2 separate regions of the Mus musculus genome follow, and region 1 is linked to region 2. A link is a loop called in an ENCODE intact Hi-C map of the cell type or tissue named here. Cell type or tissue: gastrocnemius. All regions are shown on one strand.

Evidence for each region. A loop is a pair of places that touch in the nucleus more often than their neighbours do. Peaks named below come from ENCODE experiments on the same cell type or tissue, not always from the same donor. Only the 100,000 strongest peaks of a DNase experiment are listed, where the experiment ranks them.
Region 1: a loop joins it to region 2, with 3 times the contacts of the local background. A loop is called at or near these places in 19 of 42 quality-filtered maps.

The regions. Positions count from the first base shown.
Region 1 is chr15:85,147,070-85,155,069 of GRCm38, reverse strand. It overlaps Gm19277 (predicted gene, 19277), which reads left to right. Exons shown (of 3, transcript NR_040360.1): 2 at 3,071-3,177; 3 at 4,916-5,816. Among named protein-coding and RNA genes, the nearest start is that of Gm19277, 5.1 kb to the left of the region's middle. In gastrocnemius, a CTCF peak has its summit at 3,547 (motif pointing left); a DNase peak (open chromatin) is centred at 3,536; H3K27ac peaks cover 1,371 bases.
Region 2 is chr15:85,580,224-85,588,223 of GRCm38, reverse strand. It overlaps Wnt7b (wingless-type MMTV integration site family, member 7B), which reads left to right and starts at 6,403. Exons shown (of 4, transcript NM_009528.3): 1 at 6,403-6,844. The coding sequence starts at 6,774. It overlaps AU022754 (expressed sequence AU022754), which reads right to left and starts at 7,082. Exons shown (of 5, transcript NR_040433.1): 1 at 6,807-7,082; 2 at 3,737-5,974; 3 at 2,187-2,285. In gastrocnemius, CTCF peaks have their summits at 4,484 (motif pointing right) and 4,978 (motif pointing right); DNase peaks (open chromatin) are centred at 4,993, 5,478, 7,057, 7,701 and 1 more place; H3K4me3 peaks cover 1,755 bases.

The sequences.
Region 1 (8,000 bases), 430 kb after region 2:
TTTTTCTTTTTTAATAAAGATTTATTTTATGTATGTGAGTATACTGTAGCTGTCTTCAGACACACCAGAAGAGGGCTTTGGATCTCATTACAGATGACTGTGAGCTACCATGGTGGTTGCTGGGAATTGAACTCAGGACCTCTGGAAGAGCAGTTAATGCTCTTCACCACTGAGCCATCTCTCAAGCCTGACACACAAACTTTTAAACAAGAGCTCTTCTCTTTATGTGTATGAACATTTTTGCCTGAATGTATGTTTATGCACCACTTGTGTCCCTGCTGCCTAGATAATCCAGAAGAGGGCATCCGATCCCCTGGGACTGGAATTACAGATGGTTGTGTGTTGCCATGTGGGCACTGGGTCCCCTTGAAGAGCAACCAGTGCTGTTAACCACTGACCTATCTCTCTAGCCGGATTACACTAATTTTGTCATGAGTTATCCTAGTTGATTGGTCAAGATGGAATTCAAGACAGAGATTGGGTTGGAGCCCCACTCTGCAACTGTCTGCCAGACTGAGCTCCCTGCTGGTACCCTTCATCCTGTAGCTTCCCTTCAAGGCCAGAATAAAAGACGGAGCCTGGGTTGGAGAGCTATACTAGAGAATTGTCACACATATGAAGGTGGTGGAAATTTAGGCTAAACCTGTCTCCGTAGTTGAATGATAAAGTATAATCCAAAGTGGCCTCCATGCGTACTGACTAGTTGTTGTTTAAACATAGTGGGATTAGCCTATGAGCATACTCCCATTAATAAGTAACTGAGTCTCAGCTCATCATAGCACTTGAATTACAGCCAATCACAGGTTACTGACTGATCACGATGAACTTGTTTCTGTGTAAATCTTCCTTTTTTCCTGGCTCAAAGTATGGCCAGTGCACAGAGAGAATGGAGGTCTGTGAAGTATCTTAGCCATACCTGTTTCTAGAGGCTTTTTCTTGTTCCAATAAAGTAACTTAACCCATTTCAGATCATGTGTCTGATTGTGCATGTGTGCACATGCATATAGAGGCTAGAGGTCTTTGGTGTCTTCTTCTTCAATAGCTCTTGACCTTGCTTTGTTTTATGTATATGTGTATATATGCATGAATGTACGTATGTATGTATGTACGTATGTGTGTATGTATGTATGTATGTGTGTATGTGTGTGTGTATATGTGTGTGTATGTATGTGTGTATATGTATTTGCAGGGTTTCACTGTGTAGTCCTGGCTGGCCTGGAGTTTGCTCTGTAGAACAGGCTGGCCTTGAACTCACAGAAATCTGTCTATTCAGTGCTGAGATTAAAGTCATGTACCACCATGCCAAGCTCTATCTTTTTTTTAAGACAGAGTCTCTCACTGGCCTGGAGCTTCTCAAGTAGGGTAGGTTGGCTGGCCAGGTGAGTCCAGGGAACCTCCTGTCTGCACTCCCCCAATACTGGGATTACAGGTGTGTGGGACAATTTTTATGTGGGTCTGGTGACTGAACTCACCTTAGGTTCTCATGCTTATGCAAGCACATTACTGAGCCTTCTTATGTCAGATTAAAAAAAAATATATTCAATATTCCAAGAGTGTGTGTGTGGTGTGTGTGTGTGTGTGTGGTATGTGTGTGTACGTATGTGTGTAGTGTGGTGTGTGTATGTGTGGTGTGTGTGTAATGGTGAGTGTGTATACTTATGTGTGTAATGTGGTGTATGTGTAGTGTAGTGTGGTGTGTGTATGTGTGTGCATGTGTGAGAGAGGACAACTTCCGAGAGTTGGTTCTTGTTTCCACTGTAGGTTCCAGGGGTTGCACTCGGGTAGACCCTTTCACCCCTGCACCAGCCCCTAGCTCTCCTGCCAGTTTTTGCTGAGTGCCTGCCTTTCTATAGGGACTCTGCTAATGCTCACCTGTGAGCCTTCTATTCTGTGGGAGGTGGCTTTGGGATCAGAATTGGATCCAATGCCTGACTTCACCTTCACCTGGCCCTGAGGACTTTGGAAAGCTAGTTCAACTTTCTAAGACTCTGGTCTTCCTCTGGGACAAGGAATGTGTGCTAAAGGACAGTGAAGATTTTAATAAGATAATAGCACTGGACCAGCATGGTACAGGGCTCCATAGCTGCAAGCCCACTGCCCCTTCCCTATGGGATTAAACTCGGACCCACACAACTCTCCCCTGGAGAGGATGAGGCTGGAGATGGGGCCTGCAGACTGCCCATCTAAACAGATGACTCTGGCTACTAAGACTTGCTGGTCGTGAACTTGAGTTGAGACTGAACATTGGACCAGTTAGTGGGCCACTCTGGACCTCATCCCAGAGAAGCCAGCCAAGGACACTGAGTGATCTTAAATAAGAGATTTAGTGGTGACTGTCTGGCTTCTATTCTTGTTCTCAGTGTTTGGCAGATCCAAACACTGAGAGTCCTGCCCGAGATTCTGTCTGGACATCTTGTCAACAGAGCTATACTGTGAAACTAAGTCCTAGGTGGGAACTAATTCAGAAACTAGTCTGGTATGGAGGAGATAGCCCTAGCTGCGATTTTCTTTCTTCAATAAGAAATTCTCTGGAGCGTTCTGGCCCCCAAATCGTGGCTAGAGGAGTTGGGAGTGTCTCTGACACCATGGAAAAGAGAGTTTGGGGCATTTTCTAGAATGACTGCCCCATGTCATGGCCATACTAAATGCTGATCTCCTTCAAGTTGAGTTTCAAGCCCAGGACAAACAGCTGAGGAACCTATTTAACATATCAAATCAGACCTGCCCTCCAGGTTCTCCCAGCATCCCTTAGTCCTACCCTGTTCTCTACCCTGAACGCTCCAGCCCAGGGTCTGGGCTTCCCTTCCCCAGAGGCTCTTCCCTATATAATCCAGACATTTTGATTACCTGTCCCCTTTTGTACCTCCTGGCTGCTGCACCTGGTTCCCCTCTCTACCTTTCCCTCCCCTGGCCCCTCTCTTCAAATGGCCCAAGGTCATGACAGCTCTGGACTCTCCCAGACATGTCTGCCTCTAACTATGCTCTCCCTTTGTACCTACAATAAACTTTCTCCTCCACCCTACCTAAGAACGGTCATGTCCATTTTCTTTTTCTCATTCACCTCATTTAGAGAAGAGAACAAAGAGGGCAGCGCTACAGACACGGACTTGGAAAGACTGACGTTGACAGATCTGACAGAGGCCATGGGCTCCACGGTTTGCCAGCGTGTGCCTGAAGGTAATGGTTAGGGAAGAGCCCTAGACGTCTCTGGGGCGTGGGGAGCAATCCGAGACGAAGCCCCACTATGCGCATGAGCTGTCCACTCCCTGCTTGGCTCCCATCCTCCTACACCCTTTTTACATCTCATCATCTTCAACAGAACCCAGCCCCTCCCCATGCTCTGCCTGGAGCCAAGCTAACGACTGCTGCTCACGGGACAGTGTCTAGACCTATTGTTTCATCGCACTGACACGGAGAGTATCTGTTGCTCAGGTTATCAAAATGACCTTCCCTCTTGGCCTCCTCTGTTTGCAGAGACTGTGGCGCTAGTGGGAACAAGGTGGCCAGGGCTGAGTGGAGGTTTGAGAGGCAAGCCAGGGTCGCCACCTGCTGGTTGGATGTGGCAATGGCTGCCAGCAACAAGAGCTGGCTGTACACTGATTGTCTGGGTTTGTTAGGGGTCCTCCTGGTACCAGTGGAAGGGGGTAAATGGTTTTTATCTGTATATTTCCTCCACTTCTAGCAAGTAGCCTCCCATTTCTCTACAGTCATCCCTCTGACTCCCTAAGGGAGAGACTATTTTTGCTGGTTCTGGAACTTCAAACATGGAGAATCTCGTGTTGTATGTCTTTCATATCCAGTATGGTGTTTCTGCTCACAGTTTCTGTCTCTACCTTTTAGTGGAGTTTATCAACAATTTTATTTCTTGTGATATTAGGAATACAACACAGATGTGTACTTTGTTACCTGTTGGAAAACACTGGGGTGGACTGAGTGTGGGAATATAACAAGATCGACACATTGTGGCCATTTCTGTAACAGTCATTTTTTTTAAATTAAATTTACTCACTTTGCATCCTAACACCAGCCCCCCCCCCTCACTATCCCCTCATGGAGATCCTCTCCCATTCCTCCCTTCCCTTTTCCTTTGAGAAGGGGAGCCCCCCTCAACATAAAACCTCCTTAATAACCTCCTGTAACTGTCATTTTATGGACATACATTTTCATTCCTTTTCTGACCCCCAGGGTAAGCACACAACTGCTTTGAAAAGGTCCCTTTCCCAGTTGCATTTTGGCTGTTACTTCCTCATATTATCCATCCTCTGACCTTGTGCATTTCCAAGGGTTTTGGTATATTCAGTGTTCTCCAGCCATCAGAACTAAGTCTACAACATTCTCAGCACCTGGAGGAACTCTCTACCCTTTTGCTACCACTCCAGCCTGTCCCTAGCAAAAGTATAACCTGCTTCGTCTCGAAAGATCTATTCTGGACATGTCCTACATGAAAGAAAATGCAGTCCTACTGTGTGTGGCCTTTTGTGACAGGCTTCTTCTGCCCTTGGCATCTTTTCTAAACCATGCATGATCTGTGTGTTCTGTCGGCATCTCATTTCTTTCTATGGCTGAATGATCACTGTATAGAGATGACACATTTGTTGATCCATTCGACAGATGGGCATATAGTGTTTCTGTGGACATTCAAGTTCTCTGGAGTACTACTGAAGGGTAAGATTGCTGGGTCATGTGGTATCTCTGCCCCAGCTATTTCTGAACTCAGGGAGGCTGGTGTGTCCTACCCAAGTCTCCACCCACAGCCAGTGTGCAGCCCCTCCATCTACCAGAGCACTGCATCTGCAGGGAGGACTCCCAGAAGCTCAGGCAGCTCACCTGTTTCTCTCCCAGAGGCTGTAGTCCTGAGCTGTTGCCACACTGGAAATAGTTTTTAACTTATATGATCATTTTCTGTTGTGTATAGCAACAGAGTCTAGGATGGTCACCCGTCGAAGCTAGGAGCCTAAGACGCTGGCACTTTCAAAACTGTGGCATCTGAGAGCTGCATCACCTGAAGTTCCTGGAGATCCAAGTGCAGATGGCCGCTTCCACTAGCGGTTACCCACAGGGGCCAGGTCTCTTGTGTTTAATGCCCTCCCACGAGTCTTCTTATGGTTTAATGTGGAGAATGAATCTTAGGAATGCTGTGGGTACGGAGTCGTGCCTGCTTTCTTCCAGGACCAACTTCTATTCGTGTCTGATTGGCACCATCAGGCGCTTTTCCAGTCAGCCCCTTGCCCTCGCAAAACTAACTTGAGACTATCACATCAGGTTTTCTGCTGAGGACTTCTCTCACTTCTATGAATAAATCTACGGTGTTCTGGGACCGCAGAGGAGTGTGCTTGTGGGTGTGTAGCCTCAAGGGCCACTCCAAGGCAGCCCAGAGAGACATGGGATACTACAGGGATGTTGAGACGGGAACAGCGCCCCTCATTCAGCATCTCGTTGGTGTTTCCTGCTGAGTGTCAAAGATTTTAAACAACCACTGAGAATTCTGCATTCAGAGGCAATGTTCTTTTCTAAGAGATGTCTTCAGCAGGATGCAAAACACAGTATAGTAGGCTTGGCTTGCTCAGAGCCCGAATGTTTGAGATCTCTGAGTTCGGTCCCCTCAAACCTCTCTCCTGCCTACACCCCAACAATGTACCCTGCAAAGCCTCCTTACAATTTTATTTGCATAAGGAACCTAAGGAAAATAGGTAAATGGGTCCATAGGCTTTTCCACTTTGTAAATTTTGCTTAATCTTATTACATCCTTTCAACAATGTTTAACTTTAAAAGCCACAAAATCTCATGTTTATCCAATTAAAAAAGGAAAAAAAATCAAAATCTCACATGCAGCTATTATTTTCTCCCACCACAATATTTTTATTAATTATTTGGAAACTTCATACAATGTACCCTGATACACTCACCTCGCTTCCCATTCCTCCAGATCCACCCGCCCACCCTTGTGTCCCCCCCCTCAAATAGACAAGAAATAGAAAAATAAGAAAAGAAAGAAAAAAGACAATTACAAATAAACAAGCTCTGCCTCCCTCCCCCCAAGTCTAATTTGTGTTTTCCATATACTCACTGGGGCCTGGTCCAACTCCCAGGGGCCAGCTCCTTAAAGAAAACCCAGTGCACCCTCTCTTCCCTTCCCCCTCCCCGGCATCATCTATCAACTGCCAAGACCTACACTTCAGCATCTTTATCACATTCTTTTTTTGTTGTTTTTGTTTTTGTTTTTGTTTTTCCAGACAGGGTTTTTCTGCGTATCCCTGGCTGTCCTGGAACTCACTCTGTAGACCAGGTTGGTCTCGAACTCAGAAATTCGCCTGCCTCTGCCTCCCAAGTGCTGGGAGTGCTGGGATTAAAGGCGTGGGCCACCACTGCCCGACTATGACAATTTTTAAGGACTCTTTAGCTTCATGTCTGGACAGTTTCACTGGAATGGGGAATGGTGGCCCAGAGGCCTTCAATGTCTCTCATTCTCAGTTATGAGTCTGCATTCATCAACACCACGGCAAAAGATGCTTCCCTGGCCATAGCAGCTGGCTGCTGCGGTAGCAGCAGCAGCAGCAGCAGCAGCAGTGGCAGCAGCACAGATCATAAACAGCAATGAGGTTTCCGGCGGCAGCTCTCGTCACAGACATCAACCTGGTTTTGGGCGGCAGTACAGATCACGTCTGTGGCCTCTGGCATGTAGAGCTGTTATTAAGACACTTGAGGTTTGATTCTCTGTATAGCTTGGCTGTGCAGTGCCCTGTTCCTTAATGCTCTCTTCCCCTTCTCTCTCAATATCTGGGCTTAAATCTGAAGTGTGCATTCTCTCAACCTCTCAGTAGCTCATTAACTTTCCTTTGATTCATTCTAAATCGCACTGCAGTCCTTTTCTGAAATGAATTCAAGGACCCCGCCTGACCTGAGTGCAAGTCTCTAGAGTAGGGAGCACCTCTGACTGCTCATAGTGAGGTTGGGTTGCCATGGATACCACTGCTATCTTCATCACCCTCTCCCTTACTACACCATAGAGAAGACTCATGGGTCTCTGGCAATCTTCTTATATATGAGTGTCATACGTTACAATGAATGGCCCAACGACATGTCATTGTAGCCAGGACCACTGTTGGCCCTCAGAAGTCATTCTGGAATGTTAGACAGCCTATGGGTCTCACACAGGTCCCACACTAGAGCATTATATAGGCTGAACCTGGCCCTCGTGTCCTTTGTCTCCTTGCCTCTTCATCTCTTCCCCCGCTGTGACCTCACAGCCACTCCATAACTCTCCACCTTCACAGTGTCTCACGGGAGGTCACACAACATGGAGCCCTTTGTGTTTGGCTTCTTTCCCTTAGTGATATGCATTTAAGTTTTCCCTTGCTCTGTAGAGCCATCACTGCTCGGTGTCTGTGGTTTTCCATCTCTGTTTACACTGAACTAGTCACTTTTAAGTTCGGGCATCATCAATGGAAGTGCTACAGGCATTTCCTGAGAAGGCTTCTGAGAGCTTGTGGATCACTTGGGTGAGTTAACAGGACTTCTATTATAACGGGAGTGCTATGACTTGACCTTTCTGAGCTCCTATTTCAGGAGGGTGTTTTGTCTTTTTGAGAGAGGGTCTCACTATGTGGTCCAGGCTGACTTCAAACTCTTGACTCTCCTTTCTTAGTCTCTGGGGTGCTGGGATTAACAGTATGTGCCACCACATAACTTAGATCTGCCTTTTATAGACAGCATAAAAACACATTTGAAATGTCTGTAGAGAAGTAGATGAAACAGAGAAAGCAAAATATTAACTGTAGATGTAGGCTGTGGGTGCATGCATACTGTGCAGTTCTTTTAGCTTTTCTGTGTTTGAAGTTTTTATAATAGAATATTAATAATAAAATTAAAAGACAAAATCAAAAGCCCTCTGGAGCATTCTGTTGAGTGTGTAAAATCTAATAGGCTATTCAGAAACATAGCAGAGGGCTCCTATCTGGGCCCTGGGTCTAGTTTCTAGCTGTGGGAAATCACTTAGCCCA
Region 2 (8,000 bases):
GCACTTGAATGACCTTTTCACGGGTGTCGCCAAAGACCATTGGAAAAACACACATGATTACATTGTGATGATGTAACAGTAGCACAATTACAGTTGCAATACATGAAGTAGCAAAGAGAACAATTTTATGGTTGGGCTCACCACAGCATGAGGACCTGTATTAGATCGTTGCAGTGTTAGAAAGGCTGAGAACCACTGCTCCAGGCACTCAGAAATGACTCCAGGGCATGGGGATCAGGGAAAACCTGTTTTGTAGGGTCCTTCGAGGACTCAGAGGGGCTGTGCAGTCATGGAGTCCAGCACACAGCGCCTGTCCACTAAATGTGAGTTGGTATTGGCTTTCACAGCCTTCCACCCCCAGAGCCCAGCCCTCTGAGGCCACTCCCAGAGAAACGTCCCAGAGTACGTCTTGCCAGTGTCCCAGAGAAATCACTTGCTTTAGGGGGATTCTGATTTCTTCCCATTGATTTTAGATCTGAGGTGATTGGCTAGGACTGATGAATTCCTAAGATGGGAAACTTTCAACGCTTAAAACTTTCTGCCATTCACAATGTTATATGCCTTTAACCCCAGTACTCAAGAGGCAGAGGCAGGCCCAACTCTGTGAATTCGAGGCCATCCTGCTCTACATAGTGAGTTTCAGGACAGCCAGGGTTATGTGTAGATGCCCTCCCTGTCTCAGAAACAAAAATTGGACCAACCAGACAAAAACAAACCAACCAACAAACAAACTACCCAGGAATGTCCCAGGCAAAGCACCTAGAGTTGATTCCATCTCCATAACCCACGCTGGTCTACATGAGGATGGTGGGTACATCTTTCCACAACAAATTCACCCATGAATTCACCCTTATATTCATTTAGCCACCTATTCATCCATCCATGCATCCACCCTTCCACCCATCCATCCATGTGTTTATCCATCCACATACCCATTATCCATCAATAAATCCAATCACCCTCCTAGCCACCCATTCCTCAGTCTATCCGTCACGTACCCATCCACCCACATGCCTACCCATTCATTCATCCATGCATGTCTACATCTGTGTCTCACCTACCTATCCATCCACATATGACTTCATCCATCTATGCATGCACCCAAACATGCATCTATCTACTCACCTACTCACCATCCGTCCGCTGCCCAGCTAGTTTTATGTCATCTTGACACAAGTTAGGAAGAACTTATTGAGAAAATGCCCTCACTAGATTGGCATGTGGAGGCATTTTCTTGATTGATGACTAACATTAGAGAACCCAGCTCACTGTGGGCTGTGCCACCACTGGTGGTCCTGGTCACTATAAGAAGGGTGAACTGGCATGGGGAGCATGCCAGTAAGCACCACTCTTCCATGGCTTCTTATGCTGAATCCAGGTTCCTGCCTTGAATTCCTGCTCCGACTTCTTTTGATGATGAACTATGATGTGTAACTATAAGCAACTCTGTCTCCAAAGTTGCTTTTGGCTATAGTGTTTTATCACAGCAATAGAAACCCCAACTAAGACAGATATTGGTACCAGGAGTGGGGTGTTGCTGACTGTGTTGTTTTGGAAAGGATTGTGGAGGTGTTAGGAACGTTGGGCTAGAAAAGTCATTGAATGCTCAGAGCTTAATTGGCTTTTGTGGGAACTTGGAGCATAACACTGAGAGAAGAGCAGACAATGGAAACCCAGGTCGTGAAGTTTCAGAGGGGAACAAAGATACTACGAAGGCCATGTATGTGATATTTTGAATTAAGAACCACTAAAGTGAAAACTTTGCTTTGCCGGGACAATTGATGCTGGTCAGGTGGAGATGAAGAATCAGTTGTGATTAAGAGGCCGGCATCACTGAGGGTGGATCTTCTGGGAAATGTTTTCTCAGGGTTAGTACACAGAAGCTGTGGTCCAGAAGGAGCCAAAGCTGTACTTTGTGCTGGCAGCTGAACTTGATAGTGTGTAAGAGTCTCCCTAGTGCTACTGGCTTTGGATGTGTGAAGAGACTTGGCACCATGAGAGATCATAAACTCATCCACTGATGCACACATCCACGGATGCACACACTCACTGATGCACACATCCACGGATGCACACACTCACTGATGCACACATCCACGGATGCACACACCCACTGATGTACATGCCCAATGATGCACACACTCACTGATGCACACATCCATTGAAGCATGCATCTACCCACCTACCTGCTCATCCATGAATGCCTCAGCTGAAGTAAAGCCCCAGGGTTGAATTGACTGTGGAGAGAAGTTGAGGCTTGGCATCATGTGGTAGACTCAGAGTTCCTGAAGAGAATCCAGAAGAGGCTATTGGTAAAGGTACATCCCAGTTACAGAGGAGACCCTAGCATGTTGGAGATGCCAGTACCATGGGAAGACCATCAAGGACAACAACAGCTTTGGAGTGGAGCTGGTCTGAGTTTAGGAGACAAACTGTATGTGCTATAGATGGCAGAGCCATAGAAGTGCCACGGGTCAGCTGGCCTCTTGAAGAGTCCCAAATGACAAGCGTTGAACTCTTTACACCACTGGACTTTGGTTTGGCTTTGCTTTGATTGTGACCGTGCCCCAATTCCTCCCTCTTGGAGTAAGAAAGCATTTATCTTGGGTTTTGATTTTACAGGAGCTCACAGCTACGAGACCTTGGGTATTTTAGAGAAACTTTGGAATTTTAGAGATACTTTGGATATTTTAGAGAGAGACTTTGAACTTTTAAAGAGACCTTGGATATTTTTAAGAGACTAAACTTGTGTTTGAACTTTCAAGGACTGTGGGACTTTTCAAAAATTGGAATGTTTGCCAAGCGTGGTGGTGCATTCCTTTAATCCCAGCGCTCAGAATGCAAAAGCAGGTAGAACTCACAAAGGTGAGTTCAAGGCCAGCCAGGGATACATAGAGAGACCCTGTCTCAAATAAAAACAAAGTTAGAGCGGTTTTATATTGTGGTATTAATATTACCATCCTATCTTAGGGACAAATGATAAAGGAAAAGTTCTAACCAAACAGCGATGTCTTTGTGTGTCAAACAGAGAAGGAACCAACCATTCTGGCCTGTTTAGTTAACTTGATACAACTTAAGAGTCATTTTGGAATAGGGAAGCTCAATGGAGAAAATGCCCCCACCAGACTGGCCTGTGGGTAAGATAATGGGGCTTTTACTTGGTCAATGATGGACGTAGGAGAACCCAGCTCACTGTGGGCAGTGCATGTATGCTCCTGGGATAGTGGTCCTGGGTGCTAGAAGAAAGCCTGCTAAGCAAACCAAGAGGAGCAAGCCAATAAGCAGCATTCCCTTCAGGACTTCCCTTCAGGATTCCTGCCTTGACTTCTTGCTCTAATCTCTTTTGATGGTTGACTGGGGAAAAAACAAAACAAAACAAACAAAACAACTTTACCAAGTTTTTTTTTGGTTATGGTGTTCATCCCAACAGAAAACCCACATAAGACACCATCCATCTATGCACTCTATGAATGTACGCATCCATCACTCCTACCCACCTGCCCATGCATCTGTGTACCCATCAATCCACTCCCCATTCATCTATGCATTCATTACCAGCACCCATGCACCATCGACCCGCATACCCATTCGTCCAGATATACATCCACCCATGACTGTTCACTCATTTTGGGGTGGATATTTCAGAAAAAAAAATCACTGTATTAGTCAGGGTTCTTTAGAGTCACAGAACTTATGGGAAGTCTCTATATAGTAAGGGAATTTGTTGATCGCTTACAGTCTGTAGTCCAGCTCCCAACAATGGTCAGCAGCAGCTGTGAATAGAAGTCCAAGGATAGAGCAGTTGCTCAGTCCCAGAAGGCAAGCAGGCCAAGGAGAGAGAGAGAGAGAGAGAGAGAGAGAGAGAGAGAGAGAGAATCTTCCTTCTTCCAATGTCCTTATATGGTCTCCAGCAGAAGGTGAGGCCCAGATTAAAGGCGTGTGTCACCACCCCTTTAATCCCAGATGACCTTGAACTCAGAGGTCTCCCTGTCTTAATCTTCTGGATTTCATAGCCACTATGCCTCAAGATCTCCATGGTCAGAAACTTGTATTTCTCAGCCTCCAGACTAGGATCATGGGTGAGCCTTCAGATTTTGGATTGTAGTCCATTCCAGATATAGTCAAGTTGACAACCAGGAATAGCCACTACAAACACCATGGAGTATAGGAATGATGATGGTGGTGGTGGTGGTGGTGGCGGCAACGACGACGACAAGGAAGCACAGGCAAGGATAGCGGAGCCTGGCTGAACCCACAGATAACCAGGTCCTCAAACTGTCCTGGCTCTGGAGCCTTCTGTCTTCTTCATACCAATCCCAACCTAGCCCTTCGGAGAGAAGCTTCCCGGTAGAAGCAAGTCCCCACCGTATCCCACAGACAGATGTGGGGGGTCTTGGAGCTAAGCTTTAACCCATCTTCTTCAAGCTGCAAGGTCAAATGACGGGTAGGAGGCCCTCTGTGATTCTAGGTCTCCTAGGACGCCTGGGCGGTGCTGCTTCCCACCTGCTGTCGGCAGGGGGCAGCACGTCGCTGTGTTACAGACCCTATGCAGTACTTCAGACAACCCTGCATTCTGTTTTGGGGAAACTAAGGCCTAGAAGCAGGTCGGGTCCCATCTACCAATAGAATTACCCACTTTTCTCTGACATAACCCTCCTAGAGAATCCCAAGGCCAACCCTATCTTGGGCCTCCCGATCTGACAGGTCTGGAGATGGGCTAGGAATCTTAAGACCCCAGGATTGTTTGGTGTTTGTTTGTTTGTTTGTTTGTTTGCAGGGAGGAGGAGGCACGCGTGGATGCTGTTGCTATTCCAGCCCCGATGCAGCCACATAAATATTTTGTCTCACTAACAGACCCCAAGACAGGGGTTGTTGGTGGGGACGGTGGAATAGCCCCCAGACTCCAAGGCAAAGTGAGGAATCCCTAACCATTTCAAGTCCAGCTCTTGTGGCAAGCGTTGCTCCCTGTCGCCACGGGATGGCAGCATCCACCTGCCAAGCTACCAGGCTGTTCTGCTTGCTCCCAGCCACCTGGCCCAGCTCAGCTCCCTGCCTACCAAGTTGTGCGACATCCAGAGTTCTTGGTTTCAGGGGACAGTGGTGTGGGACTGCAACTACCGTTTGACATCTGTGCCTTAGTTTCCCTGCTTGTGATGTCCAAATTCTCCTTTCTAAAGAGTCCTCCAACTCAAAACGATCTGCACAGCTGCACCTGCCGGCTTCTGGACCTGGGGTTCAGGAGCGACTCTCTCTCTCCCGGGTCGGGTCGTGGCAAAAGTTCAGAGGATTTGGAGAGATTAAGAGGGGATTAGGGGCAGGGACGGTAGCTTTTGAGCTCGAGGTTCCGGGCTGAGGACAGCGCCCCCTCATACCCCTCCTCATTTCCACACCAGGCAATTGGGTGTTGGCCAGTTTAAAGACGAGCGCCCTCCGAGTTCATCCCCTTGTCATAAGGGCGCCATTTGATGCTGCTGTCCGGGGCTGTAGACGCTTGAAAACCTGGCACACACCCCCCACCCACCCACCATGTGTCTGGTTACTAGCTGGTCCGCTGTGCTAAGACAGACCTAGCTGTGACAGGCAGTGTCCCTGTCACCCATTTATCCAGGATAGGATCAAGCGAGACACACCACAGGATGTGCCAGGCACCTAGGCCAGTCTGACTTCCCACTTTAGCGGTTCAACAAGAATCAGATCTGACACCCGCCCGCATCGGACAGGCCTGCAGAGTGAGACAGAATCCTCAGACTGGGACTCTCCAAGGATGCCTTTCTGAGTCTCTCTGTCATGGTGCCACTTTTAATGCTGGGCAGGCTGGTGTGTCTACCAGTCTCAAGTCCCACGCTCTGCTTGCGCTCTGCAGTGCCGGGCACTGGAACGAGTTTTCCCCGAGTTTGTTGGGCAGGTAACAATGCCTGATCCGGAGTTGTGGCCCTGGAAGCACCCACGTAGGTAACGTCTAGGGGAAAGATGTCTGCACATAGAAAGGAGATGGTGGTGGGTGGTCTCTCTCTCTTTAACTAGAAACTGGAAACCAAGTGACCACCAAGCCCTGAGCGGGTAGTTTCTTAGCCCCCGCCCCTACCCCCACCTTCACTGTCTCTGAGGAGCGCAGGTGTCTCTTTGGAGCCGCACCCTCTCCCCTCCCTCCCCTCTTCCCACGCAGTCCTGGGAGGGCGATCGGAAGGGAGCTGGCCTGGGGAGGGGGGGCGAGGGGTTAGATGCGTTCGTGTGTCACGGGGGAGGGAGGAGAAAAGGGAGGGGAGAGCCAGGGAGCGCGCGCGAGAGAGCGCGCTGCGAGCGAGGAGGGCGGGCGGGAGGCGGATCCTCCTACCTGGGGCGCGCTCGCCTGCTCGCGGCTCGCTTGCCGGGGCCGCGAGTCACCTGGGGAGGCGGACAAGTGCGGACACATTGGCCGCCCCGGCGCACCGCGAGGCGCGCACGGCCCCAGGCGGCTAAGCCCAGTGGAGGCAGCGCCCGCCCGCTGCTCCTGGCCCCGGCCTGCGCTCGCAGAGTCCCACGGTCACTCCGCTGGGCTCCGAGGTCGCGGTTCCCCGCCCGGGTCACTCCCCCGGGCGCACGCGGCGGCTGCGGCGCCCTGGGCTCACCATGGTGGCAACGCGTGCCGGGTGCCCACGCGTCGCCCGCCTCCCGAGCCGAAGCGCCGGCTGAGCGTGGTCCTACCGCAGCTCCCTGGCTCCTGCCCGGCCCCTGCCCACCCGCGCGTCCCCTCCGGCCGCAGCTGTCTATGGCGCAGCCCCCCTCCCTGGATCATGCACAGAAACTTTCGAAAGTGGATCTTTTACGTGTTTCTCTGCTTTGGCGTCCTCTACGTGAAGCTCGGGTGAGTATTTCTCTGGGCGGGGGGCTGCAGACGGGGAGCCGGCAGCCACCAGAGCCTCCTCCAGCGGACCTGGGGATAGGAGTTGGTGGGGGAGGGCGTTTCTTGAAGTGGCCAGGCTGGCTGGTATCTCCGGCCCTCAACCCAGCCTCGTTGAGACTCAACCGAGCCCCCCCGGAGCCAGAGATCCTCCGGAGGGGCGCGGAGCCAATACGCAGCAGGGACAGCGCGGTCCGCGGACGGCCGCAGCGGGGCTCGCGGGTAGCGGCGAGCGTGCCGGGCGCGTACTTTCACCTGTTTGGGCTCCAGGCCCCGGGGGTGGGACGCGCCTTCCCTCCCCCGGGCTGCGCTGGGCGCCGAGCCCGGGCCGAGCGCTAGCCGCCGGGAGGGCGCGCCGGGCCGGGGGGGGGGTGCGTGGGGCATCCCCGGCGGGGGAGATCGGGGCGCGCACTCGCCGCGAGCGCGCAGGCCTTGCACCCGCCGCGGCCCTTCGTCTCTATCCATCACCCGGACATGTTGAAATTACCTTGACAACTCGTCCGGCTGGCTCGGGATGGGCCGTGGGGCTGGCGCAGCAGCCTCGGGCTCCGTCCCGGGCCCGCGCCCCCGCCCGCCCGGGGCCTTGCGCCCGGCCCCCTCTCACCGAGCTCCCCCTGGCGCGGCCGGCCGGGCGGGCTCCAGGCGGGCCGCGCTCGCTGCTCGCCGCCGTAGCTGCTCCGAGTCGTATTTCCACATTCCTGAACCCAGCCGAGTCCTTACCTGTTGAGCCGCGATCTCCTTTAGACGGAATCTGTCTCGGCCTCCCCGGATTGGGGGTGGAGGGGCAGTGTGACCGAACGGAGCGCACCGCACCTCGCGGGCGTTAGTCACTCTTGGCGGGCCGGCCGGGACCAGACCCCCACCCCCACTCGGAGCACCTGCGGACATCTGTGCCCGCCTTGCCCGGCGATCCTACTATGTGTCGCCCGGCGCTCTGAGGCCAGCCTCATCTTGGCCCTAGGAAGGCCAGTGACCAGACCTGTAGGAGGGGCGGGTTCCGGTACCTGGGAGACCGACTTTCCAGGCGAGAGGTAGAAACAGTCGCTGAAGATCAGCACCCTTCCCAGCTCTCTGCACCTCCGCCATCTTACAGGTGAAGAAATTGAGGCCCAGAGAGGGG